Linked DNA regions of Homo sapiens: region 1 is linked to region 2. Evidence: chromatin loops called from intact Hi-C (ENCODE). Cell type or tissue: PC-9. All regions are shown on one strand. Links, peaks and the distances in the headings refer to the core of each region. The heading gives the core; the rest is flanking DNA.

Region 1 (10,073 bases), core at 2,657-7,656, 69 kb before region 2:
CTGTAAGGAGTGTATTTCCGCAGGCAGCAGGCAGCAAGAGACAGCAAACCATCCCTGAACATGTTTTCCCCATTTTGCCAAGGAACATTCTTTTTTTATCCCCTTTTATAATCTGACCTATTCCATTTTCTGGCAGAGAGCCCTAGGAAGGCAAGCACTGCCTTTTCTGTCCATATTCCAATATAAGATGGAAAAAGGAGGAGGGAGCAAGAGGAGGTGAGTGGGGGCTGAGGAGGGTGCAACTGACTTAGGAAAACAGAGACAGAAATGGAGGAGGGAAAGAAGAGAGTGAGAAAAGGAGAGAAACTGGAAAGGAGAGGGGGTGAGCAGGAGAGAGAGAGCAAACCATGAATATCAAATTAATTTAATGTGTCCACACTGGGCAAAACTGATTTGAGGAGTGTGAGAGTAATAAAAAACAAACAGGATAAATTCCACAATGATCATCCGGCAAGAATGTGCCCCAGAAACCATAATCATAGTATCCTTGAACAAATCACACTAGTAATTTATACACTCTTTAGACTCCCTTAGTGCTTAACAACTGATGAAATATCGTTTCTGGGGAGTCACGCTTGTGTTTAATTTTCAGGAATGAATGGCCACTCTTCCATTTATTTCTAGTAGAAACATCTTTTTGGCAGGGAAAATGCCCTTCCCATTTTCCTATGTGTGTGTGTGCGTGTGTGCACGTGTGTGTGTGTGTGTGTGTGTGCTGTGTGAATGCATGTGAGCATATATATGTTTTATCCCATTACTCCAGATCTCTTTCCTTGATCTTTTTTTTTTTTTTAGCCAAAGCAGATAACCATTTATCTTCAGAATTTATTGTCATTTTCCCCCTTCCTACTCCATTCTCTCTCCCAACTAGAATACCCTGAAATAAAACTCACTTCCTGAGCAATGTGTAATATCACTTTGCAAACCAATATTAGGGGAGTGGTGATCAATTTTACATTCAAGTTTGAGTCCACCTGCCCTGAATCGTCCTTTTGTATTCTCCTTAGGCTTCTACCGCCTCGCCCCAAATTGTGCTGCTGCAAAGGTTTCGTTTCTTTTAGAAATAGTATCAGCACTATTGGGAAACCAGGGGAGATTTCGTGTCCCAGGGACTCTGCTGCAATACATAGGAATGAATGGATGGAAAGGGCAGAAAGGGCAGGAAATAAATGAAGGAAGCAAAGAGGAGTTTTTATGGTTGTTGTTTCAGATCAATATTCAGATAATATTGATCATTATTTGGTGGTCTAAAAAATAAAAAAAATATATATATATAGTTTTGAGTGCCTACCAGTCATCTTTTGTTCAAGAAATACGTACTGAATATCCATGTATTGTACTGCCTGTCCCTGTGCTGGATACTTTAACATATTTATTCAATTCCCAATACAGTCTCCCTAGGAGGAGACCAACTTGTACATTCTCCTTCCTAGAAAACCGAAACTGGCTCTGGAGCCAGAGATTAGATGTTGAATCTAATCTTTGCCTCTAGCCAAACGACTCTGGGCAGATCCTTTAACCTCTCTGAGCCTCTGTTTCCTCCTTTAGAAAATGAAAATAATTTCATCTGCTTCACTAAGTTGTTCTGAGAATGAAATAAACTAATGTGCCCAACAAGATTAATCATGGAAAAGACTGAGTTACTCAGATTTGGGGAAGTGTAACAACGCTGAACTATTTTGTGATTGTTTTGTTGGAATAGGAGGCCAAACCACACCCCCGTGGTAGGGTGAGGTTTCCTGTGAAGGGAATTGAATTTTCCACTGTCAATCATCCTGAGAAAAAGTTAGCTCTCAGAAGCTGTGTTCAGGGCTTGAGGAGGAGGATGGCAGGATACATAGGCTTCTAAAGGGTGGAGAGATCTAGGGTACATCACGGGAGCAAGGCAGGGGATAGGGACGCCCCTGTCAGTTGGAGGCCAGCTCAAGGCTACGCACACGTAGCCCACCCAATCCCAAAACCTAGGACAGGTGTAGGCTTGTGTCGCAATCAGGAGGACCTGGGCCCACTCAGAGAGTGCACAGGAGAGTAGCATTCTCATCCCTGCAGCCAGGAGAGAGTAGGACCCTGGGAAACCAGTCAGGCTCTCAAGTAAGCAAAGGCCAAGCCTCCAAGTTCTGGTGTGAGTAGGGGCAGCAGCAGCAACAGCCAGTGTCAAGTGGAGAAGAGAGGGCATGGAGCAATTATCACGGTGTTCACGGGTCTCAATATGGTGTTTCTGAATCCCAGCTCCCCTGACAAGACACTAGAGCAGCCAGAACTGACTCTGTGCATGCAAATAAGCACCACCTAAGGATTCCTGGACCATAAAACTGCAGGGTGGCCTTTAAAAAGACTCCATTTCTTAGTAAGATGGGCAGGCAAATGCTTGGAAATTGTTATATTTGGGGGTACCACTGTGGGTAACATGACCCAAGCCATAAGCTGAGTACAATGGTTATATGTATAAAGTACAAAGTGCCTGACACAGTAGGTGAATCTAGCCTGGTTCCTGTCTCCTTTTTCATCCCCATAAAAATGAGAGGGAGGAAACTTTACATTTGTCTTAGAACAGATTTGTTCAAAAGTCTTGAATCTCAACCCATCCTTCTGAAACAGGATAGGGAAGAGGAGATAAGTGACAGTATTATTTAACTTATATGCCAAATCTTTCAGAAAGCTTTGACCATACTTGGAGGTATCAGACAGAAAGACATTTAATGGTGGTTACTACAATCAGGCATTTCTCACATAATGCATTTAATCCTCACCACCATGGGCTGCGGTCAGTACTATTATTATCCCCATTGTATCAGTCAGCGTCCTATCAGGAAATAGATGGTATGTGCAAAAGGAGTGACTGAAGACAGTCTAATGAAGCAACTATTTACAAAAGGGTTAAAGGAAAACAGCAAATGATGATGAAGCACCCTGGGGCTAGTCACTATGAGGAGCTGCTACCATCCCTGTGATGGTTAGTTTTAGGTGTCGACATGACTGAATTCAGGGATACCTAGAGAGATGACAATGCATTATTTCTGGGTGTGTCTGTGAGGGTGTTTCCAGAAGAGGCTGGCATTTGAGTAGGTAGACTGAGTGGGGAAGATCTGCCTTCAATGTGGATAGGCACCATCCAATTGGCCGGGGGCCTGGATGGAACCAAAAGGGCTGAGGAAAGGCAAATCCTTGCTGTCTCTTCAAGAGCTGGGACGCTCTTCTTCTGCCCTTGGACATCAGAACTCCAGGTTGTTTGGGTTTTGAACTCCAGTACTCGCACCAGTGGTTACCCAGGTTCTCAGGCCTTTGGCCTTGGGCTGAGAGTTACATCATCATGTTCCATGGTTCTGAGGATTTCAGACTTGGACTGAGGCTCACCATGGCTTCCATGGTTCCCCAGCTTGCAGACAGCCTGTCACGGGACTTCTCACCCTCCATAATCACAAGAGCAGATTCCCCTAATAAATTCCCTCTCATCCAACTATACCTATATATATCCTATTTGTTCTGTCTCTCTGGAGAACCCTAATGCAACCCATAAGCTGGAAGAGGAAGTTATCAGAATCCAGCAAGACAAGATGCTATAAGAGAAGGCCATTCTATAGTTATGTGCAGCAGAATCACACAGCCATATTGTCCCACAGCTTGATGGGAAGGAAGTAGGTACACTGAGTTCTCTTTCTTACCACCCTCCTGTATCCTGCCAGTGCTTCTTATTGGTCAAATACAACAGGAATCCAGGTGATGCATTCCAAAAGGTAAGTGTTTCAGAGCACAGAGAAGAGTGATAAAGGATGGTAAGTGGGTCTGGAAAAGCATCAGAAAATAGTACATGATTTTAAAGTTTAGGAAAAGAAGATACAGATTAAGTAACTTGTCTATGGTCATAAAGCAAGTAAGAGGTGGAGCTAAAATTCATCACTCAGTATGGCTTGATACCCATGCTCTTAACCACTAAGATGTGCTTCCTATAACTTGTTAGGAAGATTGCTAGTCATCCAGCATCTCTTTCTCCCTGTACCCTACCCAGCTATTCTCTGATAATAGACTCCATCCTATCCCCACCCAGTTTTCCCAGTCTTCCTGGAACTGCGGGTAGCCACGTGACTAAAGTTCAGGCCAATGGAATATAAGTGAACACCATTAGATGTGTGCAGCTTTCAGGTTGTGCCCACCACTTTCCTTCTCCCTCGTCTATGGACTAGAATGCGGATGTGATAGTAGAAGCTGAAACAGTCACCTTGAACCACTGCATGGAAATTACTTTTGAGGATATAGTGCACCCTGAAGCCACCAGATCAGCACTGGACTGTTCATGCTCTAAGTTAAAAAGAAATAAACTTACATATTGTTTAAGTAACTGTCATTTTGGCCTTTGTTATAGCAGCCCAACCTATATCCTAAATAATACCAAGACCAAGCACCCACATGGCCCAAATGAGGCTCAGTCATAATGGTTTGAGCAATAAGAGAAATACGACTGGTATAGTCAGCTAGTGATCACCAATGTGTGTCTTCTCCTCTTTTTCCTGGCATATAACTAGACTACATTTTTCCACCCCACCCCATTCCATCTGGGTGAGGCTGTAAGACTAGTTCTTACCCTTGGAAAATGAGGAGAAGTGAGTATTTTGCCTCCAGGCTGAGGCAATCAAGGGTGAACATTCTTGCTCACCTGATTCACTTACCTGACAAATGGATGCAAACATCACTGAAAGAATCTGAGCCCCTAGAAGATGGTAAAGCCAGGAAACGGAAGAAGCCAGGGTCCTTAATGACACATGAAGCACAGCCCTCTGACAACTCTACATTTGACCATTGCACAAGCACGAAACGCAGTCTTCCTTGTGTTAAGCCACTGACACTGGGGTTTAGCCTATCCTGACTAAGGCATAAACACTGTGATCCAGAGCTGCAATCTCATCCCATATTTTTGGAGGACAAGGGGGTAGGAGGAGACTGGGAAATATTTAAGTTATTATTTTAAAGAAGTTATACAAATGTCATAATTTGTCCTAATAAGACCCAGCATACATCCTGCCTGAATGAGGAAGGCCAGAATAGCACAAGAAAACACTTTCTCCTTGCATATTGGCCCTCAGGGGAGTTAGCCCTGGTGGCTCCCAAGAATGCTATTCTCATGACACACTCCTCTCCTGGCACTCATAGGCCAGTTCACCAGGTCTGAGCAGAGACAGCACCAACTGAGCTCCTTGAGGCATGCCAGAGGGTCAAGCAACCCCAAAGGGCAACAAATTATGAAAGGTTAAGAAAACAAGGAACCAGTTTGCTTGTGGGTGGTGAGAGTGAGCTCCCCCACCTATTCTTTCTAAAGTCCAGATTTTCTAAAATAAGCACATACTGCTTTTATACTAAAAAACTAAAGTTTAAAAATTGGACTTTCAAAACTTCAAGTTTTAAGAAAGATAAAAAATAAGCTGGATAAGCCCCAGGAATAAACATAGGAGATAGAGGTCACAGAAGAAAGGATCCAGTCCTCAAGGCACTGTTACAACAAGCAGAAAGGCCAGTCTTAGAGATATACAACTGAAAAGATAAAGTGTCTCACGGGTCACACCCTCACTCCGTCATTCAACAAATATTTACTGAAGATTAACTTGTGCTGGGCACTGTGCTGGCTGCTAGATTTACAAAGAAGAATAAGGTGGCCACAGTGTAGCGCAGTTGTTCACAATCTTAGCTGCACATTGAAATCACTTGAGATGTGATTAAACCCAAGCAAACAAACAAAAAAACACAATAACATTGATGCTTGGGTCCACATGCCAGAGATGTGGATGTAATCATTCAGGATTGGGAACTGGTCTCAGGACTTATAAAAGCTCCTCCTGATTCTAATGTGCAGCCAAAATGGAAAACCACCAGGAGGACATGACACATGGGATTAGGGTTGAAGGCTAGATAGGAGCAAGCCAGGGGAGAAAGGGAGAAGGGGGAAGAGGGGCATCCAGGTGGAGGAAACCAAGCTGAATGTAGAGGATTGCCCCATAGTTCCATACAACTAGAATGTCATAGTGGGTATGAGTGATGCAGGTTATGGCGTTCCTCCTATGTCAAACCAAATATCTATCCTCCAGGTAGAGGAGAGTCAGTCAAGGTTATTCACAGGGCAGACATGGTCACATCTGGGTTCATCCAACTCTCCACACATCCTTTCTAACCCTCTCAGATGACCGTAACTTCTAGCTATGCATGGAACTACCGAAAGGCTATGGAAAGGTGTGGGCTTTGCCTCCTCAGAAAATGGTACCACCATCTCAAGAAAGAAAGCATATTTCTTGACACTCCATCATGACACTTCAATACAGCATTCATCCAGAGACACACCCCTTTCTCTACTGCCTTTTAAAAAATCCCCTTTTTGGTGACTTAATTTTATTATATGATCTTGCTGCAACACTGAGAATCAATCCCCCAAGGAGCCAATAGTTATTCATTTGCAGACTGATATAAAAATTCAAAGGTGGAATGGACTATCAATCATGAGGCAAAAAAGTAGTGGAACTATCACCAAAACCTCAGATGGAAAACCATTCCACATGTGGCTCCAGGGACGAATCACTAAATAATTCCACTGACCTAATCACCATTCCTGACTACCTCCTTTTGGAGACTAGGTAAGTTGTAGAGAAGCTTCCAGAAATAAAAACCGCTTGATTAGTAGGTGGGATAACTGGTAAAAGCTATTTTATCCTTCAATCTTGGGAAATAAGTATGTTTTAAATGAATAATAATAATAAAACAATAAAATAAAAGCACTTCCTGAATTCCAAGCACATTCAATACATGGACTTTACATACACCATTTACCATATCCACGCAAGGTCCCAGTTGAGTTGATTAAATAACTGAGGCTTAAAGCAGCTTAATCACCTGCCCAAGGTCACAAGAAACTGCAAGAGAATTCAAACTAAATTTTTAGGACTTCTGTGATGACACAACATAATAAAAAATATACATATATTTGGTTTTCATCCCTGGTTCTCAGCACAGAGCTCCTAAAACCCTTGAAATTTCCTGAGTGATAGAGGTGATAGGAGCATCTTTTTTTTATTCATAATAAATACCTTTTAACCATACCTGAGTTTATGCTAATGAGATAACTGGTGGCTGAAAGTCCTTAGCTTCAGGTTGGGGGCTGGTTGTGGGAAGAACCAACCATATTATTAAAAGGTTGGAATTCAATTAGAACACTTGGACACAGAGTGGGGAACATCACACACTGGGTCCTGTCGTGGGGTGGGGGGATGGGGGAGGGATAGCATTATGTCATAATGTCATAATGTATGGGGGATGGGGGAGGGATAGCATTGTGTCATAATGTAAATGACGAGTTAATGGGTGCAGCAAACCAACATGGTACATGTATACCTATGTAACAAACCTGCATGTTGTGCACATGTACCCTAGAACTTAAAGTATAAAAAAAAAAGTTTGTTAGCAGGTCAAGGAAAATAAAGATCAAGAGCCAAGGAAGGCATTCCCTGGGATAAAGATAATAAATTTCAACAAATCAACACTAAAAGTAACTTTATAATATTGATTTAAAAATTTAAAAAACCATATTTCTTCAATGCTAAGGTGTCATCTTTTCACATTTTAATATCATAGATATAATAGCTAACATTCATCTTGCACTTACTTTGTACCAGGTTCTGTTATGTGTGCTTTACATGTGCTGACTCATAGAATATGGGATATTTCATGGAGTGAAAAATTTCATCTTTTGCTCTCTGAAAAGTTGTTATTAAACCAATGTTACAAATTTAAACTCCATGACTGTTTAGAATCCAGGAACCATTGTAGGTGCAGAAATAAATAGTGCTTACAGATATACATTAACAAAAATTACATTGAGGAAAAAAAAAGTTGGAATTTCCAGCCCACCGACCTATTCTCCCCACTTCCCCACCTACTACCCCTCCACCCTGCCACACACATACCTGACCTCTGGGGAGGGGAAAGGGACTGGGGATTGAGTTAATCACCCATGGCCAATGATTCAATCAATCATGCCTAATGGAACATCCATAAAAACCCTAAATGAGGAGGTATGGAGAGTTTCTGACTTAGTGAACCTATCCATGTGCCAGGAGGGTGGTGCACCCCAACTCTAAAAGGACAGAAGCTCCTGTGCTTTGGACCCTTCCAGACTTCACCTTTTGCATCTCCTCATCCAGCTGTTCATTTATATCCTTTAAAATAACCTGGTAAACATAAGCATAGTGCTTCCCTGAGTTCTCTAAGCTATTAAAGTAAATTATAGAAACCAAAAGAAGGTTGTAGGAAGCCCTGATTTGTAGCCAAGTTAGACATAAGTGTGGGTAATATGTGGACCCACCACTTGCCGTTGATATCTGAAGTGGTAGATAGTCTTGCAGGACTGAGCTCTTAACCTATAGGGCCTGTGCTAACTCTGGGTAGTGGTAAAATTTAATTAAATTCTAGGACATCTGGTTGGTGGCTGCAAAATATTTAAGAATTACTTGGTGTGGAAAACCCACACATTGGGTGTCAGAAGTATTGTGAGTACAGGCCAGGCACAGTGGCTCACGCCTGTAATCCTAGCACTTTGGGAGGCCGACAGAAGAGGGCAGATCACCAGAGGTCAGGAGTTCGAGACCAGCCTGGCTAACATGGCAAAACCCTGTCTCTACTAAATTTCCAAAAATTAGCTGGGCATGGTGGCGGGCACCTGTAATCCCAGCTAGTTGGGAGGCTGAGGCAGGAGAATAGGTTGAACCCAGGAGACAGAGGTTGCAGTAAGCCGAGATCATGCCATTGCACTCCCATCTGGGCGACAGAGCGAGACACCGTCACAAAAAAAAAAAAAAAAAAAAAAAAAGAAGTATTGTGAGTAGAGAAATAATTTTCTTTTAACTTTGCTCTGCTTCTTCTTATATTCCGGCCAGGAGTGAACCTGTGCTCATCTGTGCTCCCGAAAGAATGGCTGCTTGACAAGCTCATCAACTGCTGTAAAAGGCATTTTTCCTGCTGTGTGTCTAAGAAAAGCACCAAAAAACCACCATGACTCTTTCCAAGGGAGAAATGACAGCTCCGTCTTTGACCTGAATAGCATGAAAACAAGGCAGTCTGATCCAGAGAGCTGCCCTGTCATGGAGAGAATAACCCTTGGGGACACCAAGTACCCAAACAGCACAGCACATGAATATAAACAATGAATACCCAATGGCTATAGGCCTCCTTTGGCTTACAGCCCCTCACAGCACTTTAAGAGGTGAAAATAGAACTGGAAGACGCCTTAGGGATCCCCGGGCACAACCCCCGCTTTTTGCAGATAAGGAAACTGAGGCTAGTTAACATGTCTATTAAAGAAGCTGGAGCAGGGTGAAAGCTAGAACCTTGATCTCAAACTCTCAGGCTTCTGTTTTATTTTCTCTATCACCCTGCAAGCCCAGATCCCAGAAGGGAACCCCATGGTTCCCATCACGCTGCTATAGACTGAATATTTATATCCCCTCAAAATTCATGTATTGAAACCTAATCCTCAATGTGATGGTATTTGGAGGTGAGGCCTTTGGGAAGTGATTAGGTCATAAGGGTGGAGCTCTCACCAGAGGGATTAGGGCACTTAGAAAAGAGACCGCAAGAGCTCCCTGGCCCTTTTCTGCCATGTTGAGGACACAGTGAGAAGATAGACATCTATGAACCAGGAAGCAGGCCCTCACCAGACACTGAACCTGCCAGTTTCTTGATCTTAGAATTCCCAGCCTCCAGAACTTGTGAGAAATAAATTTCTGCTGTTTACAAACTACCCAATCTGTTTTTGATATAACAACACAAATGGACTAAGACACACACTCTAATCTCCTCATGAGAAACTGGGCTTTTACCATAGGGGAGCTGAAGAGAAAAAAACATTGTTTTTTATTTTCTACTGCTAATTTGAAAGGATACTCATATTTATCAGTGCCTCATGGGGGCAGTCCAGTCTGTAAGTCCCAGAGGGAGATATGGAGATGAAAAAGGGTCAAATACCTGGGCCTTCCTGAAGCACAAATCATTCTGTGAAGGCAAACAATTTAGTAGTTATACAGTCTGATTTCCCAGAGCAA
Region 2 (10,073 bases), core at 2,184-7,183:
AGACCTAACTAGAATTTCTCTTTAGGTAAAAACCTTTATGTGGAAATTTTTTTTTTTTTTTTGAGATGGAGTCTTGCTCTGTCACCCAGGCTGGAGTGCAGTGGCGCGATCTTGGCTCACTGCAAGCTCCGCCTCCTGGGTTCACGCCATTCTCCTGCTTCAGCCTCCCGAGTCGCTGGGACTACAGGCACCGGCCACCACGCCCAGCTAATTTTTTGTGTTTTTAGTAGAGACAGGGTTTCACCATGTTAGCCAGGATGGTCTTGATCTCCTGACCTTGTGATCCACCTGCCTCGGCCTCCCAAAGTGCTGGGATTACAGGCGTGAGCCACCGCGCCTGGCCATTATGTGGATTTTTTAAGAGAAACAACTGACTTTACTTTCAGCTGTGTCAGTTGCATCAGACTAATTTACAACAGACCAAACCTCCTACTAACAAACAAACAACAGAAAAGCTTAATTTTAAGAATGGTTGAAAGCATTAGAGTGTTACCAATGGAAGCCAGGACTTGAGGGGCCAAGTAAGGTGTCTGAGAGAAAAGGAAACTCACTGAGGTGAGCCTAGCCTGACATTCTATGCTCCTTTCCTTCTCAAGGAATTTGCTGGCTTATAATCAGTTTAGGATGAGACATTAAAATGCCAAGCAGAAAGTGGTGGCTAAGCAGAGGTTTGGGCATAATTGGAGCTTAGGGTTACCAAAGGAGAGAGGGATTAAGAGAGAAGGCAGCACAAAGAAGTGAGTATAATAATAGGAGATATTTTTCTTCTCAAAACATTTATCTATGCATAAGTAGCACGTAGTCAGGCTGCTAAACCAAGCAGAAAGCATTTGATAAGAAGCTGGCTTAAGCAGAGCTTCCACAATCTCACCATGCTGAGCAGGAGGTAATCTAGAAAACACCTAGGCTTTCACTTGCCAAATCAAGAGCTATTCCCAATCATAGGGACAAATCAGAAATAGACCTAGTTTTACAAATACTGAACTGCAGCCTTGAGTCAGTCCAATCCCTGATTTGGCTGTAAACTGACACTTGGTTGCTGTTGCCCACTGAACCCTGGTTATAAAAATCAGCAAAGGTGGCCAGGCGCAGTGGCTCATGCCTGTAATTGCAGCACTTTGGGAAGCCGAGGTGGGTGGATCATGAGGTCAGGAGTTCAAGACCAGCCTGGCCAACATGGTGAAACCCCGTCTCTATTAAAGATAAAAAAAATTAACCAGGCATGGCAGCGTGCACCTGTAATCCCAGCAACTCCGGAGGCTGAGGCAGGAGAATCGCTTCAACCCGGGAGGCAGAAGTTGCAGTGAGCCAAGATCGCACCACTGCACTCCAGCCTGGGTGACAGGGCGAGACTCTATCTCAAAAAAAAAAAAAAAAAAAAAAAAAAAAAAATCGGCAGAGGCTCTAACACAGTTCACAAAGACAGCCCTTTGCAGGAACTCTAGAAGACCTGATATGCTCCCCACAAAGTTCAGTCATTTAATGAGACATGTTGACATCACTTGTTCATGTGTTTGGCATGGCTCTGAGTGCAGGTACACAAAGGGTTGTTAAGATGTCTTTGTCCTCAAAACACTCATCATCTACAGTGAGAGAGACTGACAAGTAGAGAGCTGATGGCACTGAGTGTGACAAGTGCTATGAAAGAATTAAAAGGATGTCCCAGGAGGTTAGTAGAGGCACACCTAATCTATTCTTGATGTGGGGGTAGGTGAAGCCAAAGTGGGCTTCCCAGAGGAAGGGACACTTCAGCTGAGCCCAAAGGGCTATTAGTGTTTTCCCAGATGAAAAGATGAAAGGTATCAGGCAGAGGAAATAGCATATGCAAAGAGAGAAAGAGAGAGCATGGATTGTCTAAAAAACAGCAAATACTTCTGTTTGATAAATGTGCAAATTACCACAGAGAGTGACAGGGGCCAGATCATGAAGGGTTTCTTGTATCACAAGTTAAGGGGATCTCCAAGCCATGCCCGGTAGCTTTAACCATCTATTTGAAATGATACATTTACCAAGGGCAATGGTGCTCAGAACCTCATTGTTTGGTTCCTTCTGGAAACACTGGTTATCTCACATGATGAACTCTAATTGTCAGGCATGCATGTCTTCGTTGAATAAAGAGGCTAGTATTGCAATATATATTGCATATTATAATGGCTTGATTAGTGAAGAGAACTTGAAAAGGGGACAGATATGAGAGATATTTGGGCGTTAGACCTGTCTTACTGGCCTTGATGAATGTGAGACAGAGAGGAGTTAAGTATGACTCCTGGGCTTCTAGCTTGGGCAATTGAACTAATTTTCTTATGACAAATAATTATAGTCTTTTGCCTTGTCTATCTACCTTCCAAGGTGTAAGCTTCTTAGGTGAAGCAATTCAGAACCGCAAGAATTTACTGAATACTTTCTACATGTCAGGCATTTATTATCTCATTCATTCTTTACAACACGACAAAGACGTGAATACTGTTACTTTTTACCACTTGGCTTCTTATCTAAAACTACACTAAATACCATAACTTGCAAATGGGTGAGTTAGAATTTGAGTTCAGTGTATCTTACCTTAGATCCTGGAATCTTATTATTAGGCTTTTCTAGGAGACAGTGCTTGGATTTGAACTTAAGTCTCCTTTGAATCAGTTCTTAAATCTACCCAATTGGTGTGGCTCATAAAGATGGCCCCATAAGCTGTGGAACTAATGGATATTTCTAGGTCCGTTTACACTGACAGCCCTAGATTCTGTATGGACAGAATCTGTTCTAGCGGTTAAGATCAGCCCAGCTCTGTGAATGAAACTCCAGGGGCATGGCCATTTTCTTAGCCTCCTCTTCCTTACTGGCCCCATTCTGGGAGGCTGAGAAACACGGGCTCTTCCCAGCTGTTTAGTGCTTCTGCTGAGCAGCCAAACTTGCATTGAAGAAACAATTGGTGCCTTCTGGGATTTCAGGTGTTTCTGGAAAAGCAAACTGCACCATCCAGGGTGGGAGAGTTCTGATTTGAATTTTCTGTTTGGCTATTGTCAGAAGTGGTCAGGGAACTAATTACAGTGGAGCTTCCATTACATCTTTCTTCCTCTAAAGAGAAGACATGGAAATGCTACCTTGCATAGCTCTCTGAGAGTAAAGCAGCACCCTTCACTCTCTATCCCTAAAATGTCAGTCAGTGCGTTTTCATCAGCACATCCCCGTGACCCTTGTGGGTTACTTCCTGCAAATGGTCTGCAGACTCCACCTGGATTCATTCCCTGGCTCTCAAGGCCCAAATAAGGCAGTGGACATACTACTATATTAATAATTGTGAGCATAATTATAGTTCAGAATTTGCAAAACACTTTCACCTGAATTATCTCATTTAATCTTCACAACAGGCCCGTGAGAAGAGCAGGGGAGGTATAGTCATTTCCCTTGTTTTACGGCAGAGGAAACTGAAGATAAAGCTATGAAGTGAAGCTGGCTAGTGGCTGCCTCAGGGTTACTACTGATATCACTGGACCCCTTCAGAACCAAGCATGAATGAAGGTAGGACATGCTGACTCAGTCAGGCTATGGGGCTCCAAGCCCAGGGGGCCAGTGGGTGGGGTGATTCTCAGAGAGGAGTGGGGAGCTGAGTGTTTGGGAGGGAGCTGGGCTGAGAGGCCCAGACTATGGGGGATTCATTGGAAAGGGAGAAATTCTGAGCCTTTTCCTTTCTTTTGGTGCCTAGGGCTCATGTTAAGAGCTACCTGGGGGCTGCCTGAATCTGTCTGCACATGCCTACCCCATTCTTTTCTGCATGACAGAGGGCCAAGGATGTTAAATCATAGCTATTGGGACAGGTCTAGATTCCTCCAAGTTAGCCTAAAAGAGGGGTGTTAGTCATCCTTCAGTACCATGCTGAAAGGCCACTCTTCAATACAGCCTCCAAGGAGGGGACTGAAAATGGGTACCTCCCTGTCGCTGTCACCCTTAGGAGCTTTTCACATGGAGTTAGAATAGAGCCTAATGGAAGTGGGCAACTTGAAGCACATTCTTCCCAGGTAATGATTGCTCTCCTCCTTATGCACATTTGTTTGTATAGAGCTTATATGTCCTTTTGAAAGATGCATGTTCCTATCTCCCAGCTCCCTACCCTGGGCCCCAAAGCTCTTTGTGGGATCTGAATCTCTATTAAAGCTAGCTTTCATTACCTTGGATTAAGTCCCATGCCCCTGAGCCTGTCTCTTTTTATTCCCAGTATTCCACTAAATGGAAAGAAGGCAGGAAGGAAAGGAAAAACTGAAGGAGTGAGGCCCCCTCGTCAATTATATTACTTTGGTCTACAAGGAGCAGCAATATAGCTTTAGGTTTAAGAAACCTGGCATTGAATTTAGTTCTGTGATTGTAAACAAGTATTTCCACATTTTTTAGTTTGGTTTCCTTGGCTATAGAATGGAGATATTAATACCTTCCCTGCCTGACTCATAAAAATGTTGCCAAGATCACATAAGATAAAACAACGCTAAGTGCCTTGTTGTAAGCCTAGGACAGCCTTGTGGCTGGGACTTTCTCTATCAGTAGTTCTTAACAGGAGGGCTGCAACACCAGCCCTGGTTTTGGCATAGCCGTTGGAAAGACAGAAATGAAGCAGTGGATTGGTGTTCCTCAATTCAGGAAGACTGGCAGGCCCAGGGCATCACGATAGAGGAAAGCCTTGCTTGCAAATCCATCTCCCACTGTTTCAGCTTTGCTCTCAGCCATGAGCTTTTTATACAAAGAGCTGTCACATTTATGGTCTTGCTGAGCTTCACCTCAGTTCTAGGAGGAGAAACCTTTCACTGACAGGAGCTACACAGGAATACAGGAACTAAGGGACAGGACCTGGGACTACACCCCATGCCTCCTGAGGCCCATGCCTGCCCTCTTTCTCTGTATCAGCCACCCTGTTGGAGAGGGAAGTTTTGGTCTGGGGATAGAGAAAGGAAGGGTGATATTACTTTGGAGAATGGGTCACTTCAGAGAGGATAGGTATAGAGTGAGGGAGCTTCAGGAGGACTGTCTAAGAACCACAGCCTAGGATGAGGATCCTGGGGCCTGAGTAAGAAGTAGGAGAGAAAGTGGAGAGAGCCATTTATTCCTTCATTCTGGGAGCCCTTCCAGACAAGTGAGAGCTAAAATGATCAGACCCAGACTGATAACTCGGGCTAGAGTCGCTCAGAGAGTGAGGTAAGGATAAGGTAGGGATGAGGCTGCTGTTGGACCAACCCACAGAGATTGTCAGAGGCATCAGGGTGAGTCTGAGATAATAATCAAAGCCAGGCAGATGAGCAACCAGTTTATTAACCCAAAGGGACGGGTCAGAGGAAAATGTGGTTTCAAGGCCTTGGGACTGACACTGGGGACTCCAGAGCAGGGTGAGAGGGTTTTAAAGGCTGGAGCTGGCAAGGGGGAGGCAGTCTGGGGAAACCCCCTAAGTTAGGGGTTGAATGCTGAAAAGAAGGCTGGAGAAGTGAGAAGTCAGACAAAAAGAGAAAGGGCATGCCTGGGTTTTCCTTTTAGAAAGGCCACTCTAGCTGCACTATGGAGGATAATGATGGGGTAAAAGGGGCAGGAGAAGGCTGAAGGAGGCTGCTGAAGGCCTCATTCAGTGACAGTGGAGACAGAGAAATGAGAGACATGAAAGAGGCAGAATCCACTGGATTTAGTAATAATTTTGAGACAGAGTAGGGACTCCTCTTAAAGGCCTGCTGTCCCCAGCTCTAAGCATGGAAATAAAGGAAAATCTTGGGTTCATTCAGGGGAAATTCCAGGTACCCAGGTAGTCCTGAGAAGTAAATGAGCAACTTGATAAGCTAGAAGGTAATAATAGCTTAAAACACGAGCCAAGGAAGTTAGAGTCACGAGATGTTCCCTCTACAAACTAAAGATGACTCAACTTATGTCCGTGAGCTGTTTTGCAGAACCCCAGGCCCCCATCAAATAGACCCACTGCCACATAGGCCTCAGATAAGGGAGGGCTGAGAACTGAACTCTGACCTCTGTTCTTTGCTCTAAATTTCTTCCTGAGGGACCTGGAGGTAAGGCTATGCCCCTGAGCAAGAACCAACGTTCTTTTCTGACCTCACATTTTTAGACAAAGCTTTGTCTCCTAAGCCAATTGCAAATTAGAAAATCTTTGAATCTACCTATGACCTATAAGCCCCTGCTTTGAGATGTTCCACCTTTTTAGGTTAAACCAATGGATAGCCTCTGTGTATTGATATATGACTGCCTGTAATCTCTTCCTCCCCACCTTTAAAAGCCCTTACTTGCAAGCCATCAGGGAGGATGAGTCTTAAGCATGAGCTGCCCAGTTCTCCTTGCTTGGTGCCCTGAAAATAAATGCCTTCCTTTCTCCTGCTGCAAACTTCTGTATGGATGTTTAGCCTTACTGCACTGGGCAAGTGGACCCTAGCTGGGTTCTGCAACAATTTGAATGGGAGATGATTTGTGAAGGAGATGTCAAGAATGACTTCCAGATTTGCTGACTTAAGAGACTAGAAAACTTAATTCAGGCCCTCACTTTGCCATTATTTTCAAACTTTTAGACCATAAGCTGCTTTTAGGCCTCAGTTTCTACTTCTCAGGATAGGAAAGATGATGTAGAGTAGTAGTGTTCCAATGATGGTCATGGGGCCATCCTGCAGGTGTGGCTGGGCCTCAGGGAAAGAGCCCCAGAGAGGAGTCAGAAGATCCAGCTCACATCTTGACCCAGCCTGTAATGTCAGGAGGGCACAGTATTTCTGAGCCTAGGTCTTCATTTGTATAAATGGAGATAATTATTCATTTATTCAAGAAATACACATTTGGGGCCAAAGATAAAAGGAAGGAAATATGGTCTGTGCCATCTGGAGTGCACAGCTAAGGAGGAGAAGCAGGCCTACAAACCAATAGTTATAAAGGAGCTGAGTAAGTGCCAGAATGATGTAAACTAAACAAATGGAGGCAGTCCAAAGGAAGGAGGGACCAAATGCAAGAGCTGCATCTAGAGATAGGACAAGGGGTAACCAGGAAGATTGAGGGAAAGGTACTGTGGCCTGAGAACTAGGCTGAGCCCTCCCTTGCTGGACCCCTGTCTTTTGATTGCCCTTCCTTGATCCTAACCTCTCTCTCCTGTCATCTAAATAGCAATCCTTTTTCCCACCTGCAAGTGAGGCTCTGAGGGATTCTTCAGAAATCAAGACTTTGACCCACTCCATATTATGAATGCCTCAGCCTACAAAGAGCTTGCCTAACCCAACATCAAGGGGTGGACACGTGATGCTGGACTTCCAGGTACCAGAAACAGGCCTTACTCCACCTTCTATGAGCATATGCCTACACAGGTAGGCTGGGTATTGCATTTTCTGAAGAGCAGATACTGTATTTAATTCATAGTTGTATCCCCAGTGCCTTATGGCAAGCCTGCCATGTGTTTGTGACTAATAATTGTGTGGTGAATGAATCAAGTTCCATAAAGTCTTTAAATTTCAAAGGGTTATTGGCTCCTTTCTCAGCCTTCAGGCAGGATTGTATCTTAATCACCACACCTGGCAGCTGTTCAGGCTCCCTGAACAGGTGGCACCCACCTGAGAAATAGGCAGAGCGAACACAACACTTTCTATAATTTAACTTTCATTCACTAGACAAGTACGCATTGAGAAGCTCCTCTGTGCCAGTCTCTGAACACATAGATGACATCAAGAACATTACAGCCTAATTGGGGGACAGATATTGCGTTCATAATTGCCACACAGTGGAGGCCCAAGGGGGAGGGAATTGGTTCTGCTACAGGGATCTTGCTTGGGAGATGCTTGAGCTGTATCTTAAAAAATGAGTAAGAGTTCAACAGTTGGATAGGATGACAGGGTTAGGGGAGAGCAGGGGACCTGGGATAAGGGAATTTAAGGCAAGAGATGTCTATGTGTATTGTGTTTACAGCAGTGCTATTCAAAGTCCAGATCCACAATGAGATGAGGAATTTGCCCCAGCATTACATCCTTAAATGAGAAAGTCTTACTATAAAAATACTGTCACCTGAACTAAAGTATGTTTGTGACTATTGATTTGCATTCTGGCCCAGGCCCTTCTGTGAATTGGAAACATTGTTTGTGAACAGGCAGCAGATCTGGAGACTACATCACTGCTTTATAGTTAACCAAGTGCTTTTCACACAAGTTCAAGCTCTTTTGCCCCTCAAAAAAAATCCTCTGAAGTTGTCAGGGCAGGTATCATAATCCTCACTTTACAGGTTGGATATTGAAACTCAGAGAGGTTAAGGTTCACATCACCCCACTGGTGAGCAGGGAGGCTGAGATTTAAAGCCAGGAGTGCTCTCCCAGCCCTTTATTCTTCTCCTTCATCAATGGCTTAGGAAGAAAATGAGACTGACTTGAGTAATGACTTCATGGCCAGCATGGCCCTAGCAACAAATGTCAGAGTGTGGGGCATAAGTGTGTCATGCATGTGACCTCCCATGGTATTTCTCATGTTCCTCCGTCTCATATTGCTGTCATGTCTTAAATAGAGACAGGATGACTTTTCCTTTCTAGCCACCCACTCTGGAGTCGCCTCCACCTGCCCTCCCAGGGGAGCTTCCTCCAGCACAGCCTGTGCTTGATATTTCACTACCTGAAAGGACTTGGCATTGGTCCCATGCAAGGAGACTGTCTCATGCATTCACAGAGACAGCAGGCATCTACTCAAAATAGGCTTACCGTTCCACGAATGCCATTCTGGGGTATGCTGCTCTTATCCTGGTAGGTGGGGCCATGATGCTGTTCTGAGCTGTCCTATCTATTCCCTTGGAGTACAGCTTCCTGAGCACAGCCTTTTTTTTTTCCATGCAAAGAAGCCAAAAGCAAATGGAGACAACTACAGGGAAGGTCACATGGGCCGAGAGAGATGGGAGCCTTCCAACCAAAAGAATCATAAATCTTCAGTTATGATCTGGCCGTTTCTCTAAGCAGCAAGCTAGTGGGGAAAACTCAAGGGGCCTGTGCCTGTGATTCCCATGGCCCTCTGACAGTGGGCACATTCTACAAAACTTGAGTGAGCTGCAGATGGTCAATGGCTCTAACAGCTGGCCTCCTGGAATGAAGCCATGCTGCCCATCAATGTCCTGGAGGGGTTCCTACCTGGACAGGGGCTCAGCCAGGGTTTCTCACACCTGCAGACCCTCAGCTGGAAAGTAATCAGAATCTTCAGCCTTTTAAAAGCTAAGTCTTAGAAAAAGCAATATAGACTCACACTGCCAAGGAGGATTAAAGAAAACTACTGGAGAGATTCTTGCTATATGTGTCTTCCTTCACCTTGGCCTGGAGTCACATATTCTGAAGTAGTGCCATAATGAGGAAAGAGAAAGAGCACTGGCTGGCAGTCAGAAGGCTATCCTGGCCTCAGTGCCAAATCTCCTTTGGCCCAGGGAAAATCCGTTAACCTTTCTGGGCCTCTGTTTTCTGCCATATAAAATGGGGTACTGTCCTAGCTACCCCGGGAATGGGAGATGATCCCAACCAATGCCCAAAGGCTTTGATGAGACATCAGACTTCAGCTGGCCATATCTTTGGCCACAGTATCTGCCATATTATTTACCTGTCTATTCTGTATACCTATATCTATTTTCCCAATATACTTCTCCTCTGATTATTACTCTCTCTCTGTTCTTTAGAAAAACCCTTTAAGATCTTCCCTTGCTATCTTCATTCCACTGTGAGCAGCTTGAAGTCAGGACCCTCCCCTTATTTTTGTTCATAGAACCTAGCATAGTACCTACCTGACCCAATAAGTGTCCATTGAATAAGAGATTGATATTTTCCACAAACAGAACATGACTCCGAAATAATTTTTTATATTTAACAAGCAAGTATATCAATTTACTATGCACCAGGCATTATTCTTAGCATTAAACACATATTAACACATTTAATAGTGTCACGGGATCCTTGGGGTGTCGCTTTGCCAGCTGGAAACCTCTGTGGCTGGTGGCGCCTTCTGCCTGAGTATTGCTTGCACCAACTGGGTTCGTTCCACCCACTCAGCCTGGCAGGCTGTGCTTGGCTCACGCTCTCAGCCCTGATCCCACACCTGCCAAGGGCAAGCCA

What was found. A loop is a pair of places that touch in the nucleus more often than their neighbours do. Peaks named below come from ENCODE experiments on the same cell type or tissue, not always from the same donor. Only the 100,000 strongest peaks of a DNase experiment are listed, where the experiment ranks them.
Region 1: a loop joins it to region 2, with 5 times the contacts of the local background. A loop is called at or near these places in 3 of 110 quality-filtered maps.

Annotation. Positions count from the first base shown.
Region 1 is chr11:94,742,421-94,752,493 of GRCh38, reverse strand. It overlaps a transcript of AMOTL1 not described here. Among named protein-coding and RNA genes, the nearest start is that of PIWIL4-AS1, 7.1 kb to the right of the region's middle. RefSeq lists a silencer at 1,357-1,651. In PC-9, for the core only: no CTCF peak of the experiment used is centred there; DNase peaks (open chromatin) are centred at 2,913, 4,643, 5,153 and 5,653; H3K4me3 peaks cover 3,004 bases; H3K27ac peaks cover 5,000 bases.
Region 2 is chr11:94,672,829-94,682,901 of GRCh38, reverse strand. It overlaps PIWIL4-AS1 (PIWIL4 antisense RNA 1), which reads left to right. Exons shown (of 5, transcript NR_135093.1): 3 at 3,366-3,516; 4 at 7,120-7,266. Among named protein-coding and RNA genes, the nearest start is that of LINC02700, 40 kb to the right of the region's middle. In PC-9, for the core only: no CTCF peak of the experiment used is centred there; a DNase peak (open chromatin) is centred at 4,431; H3K4me3 peaks cover 415 bases; H3K27ac peaks cover 2,629 bases.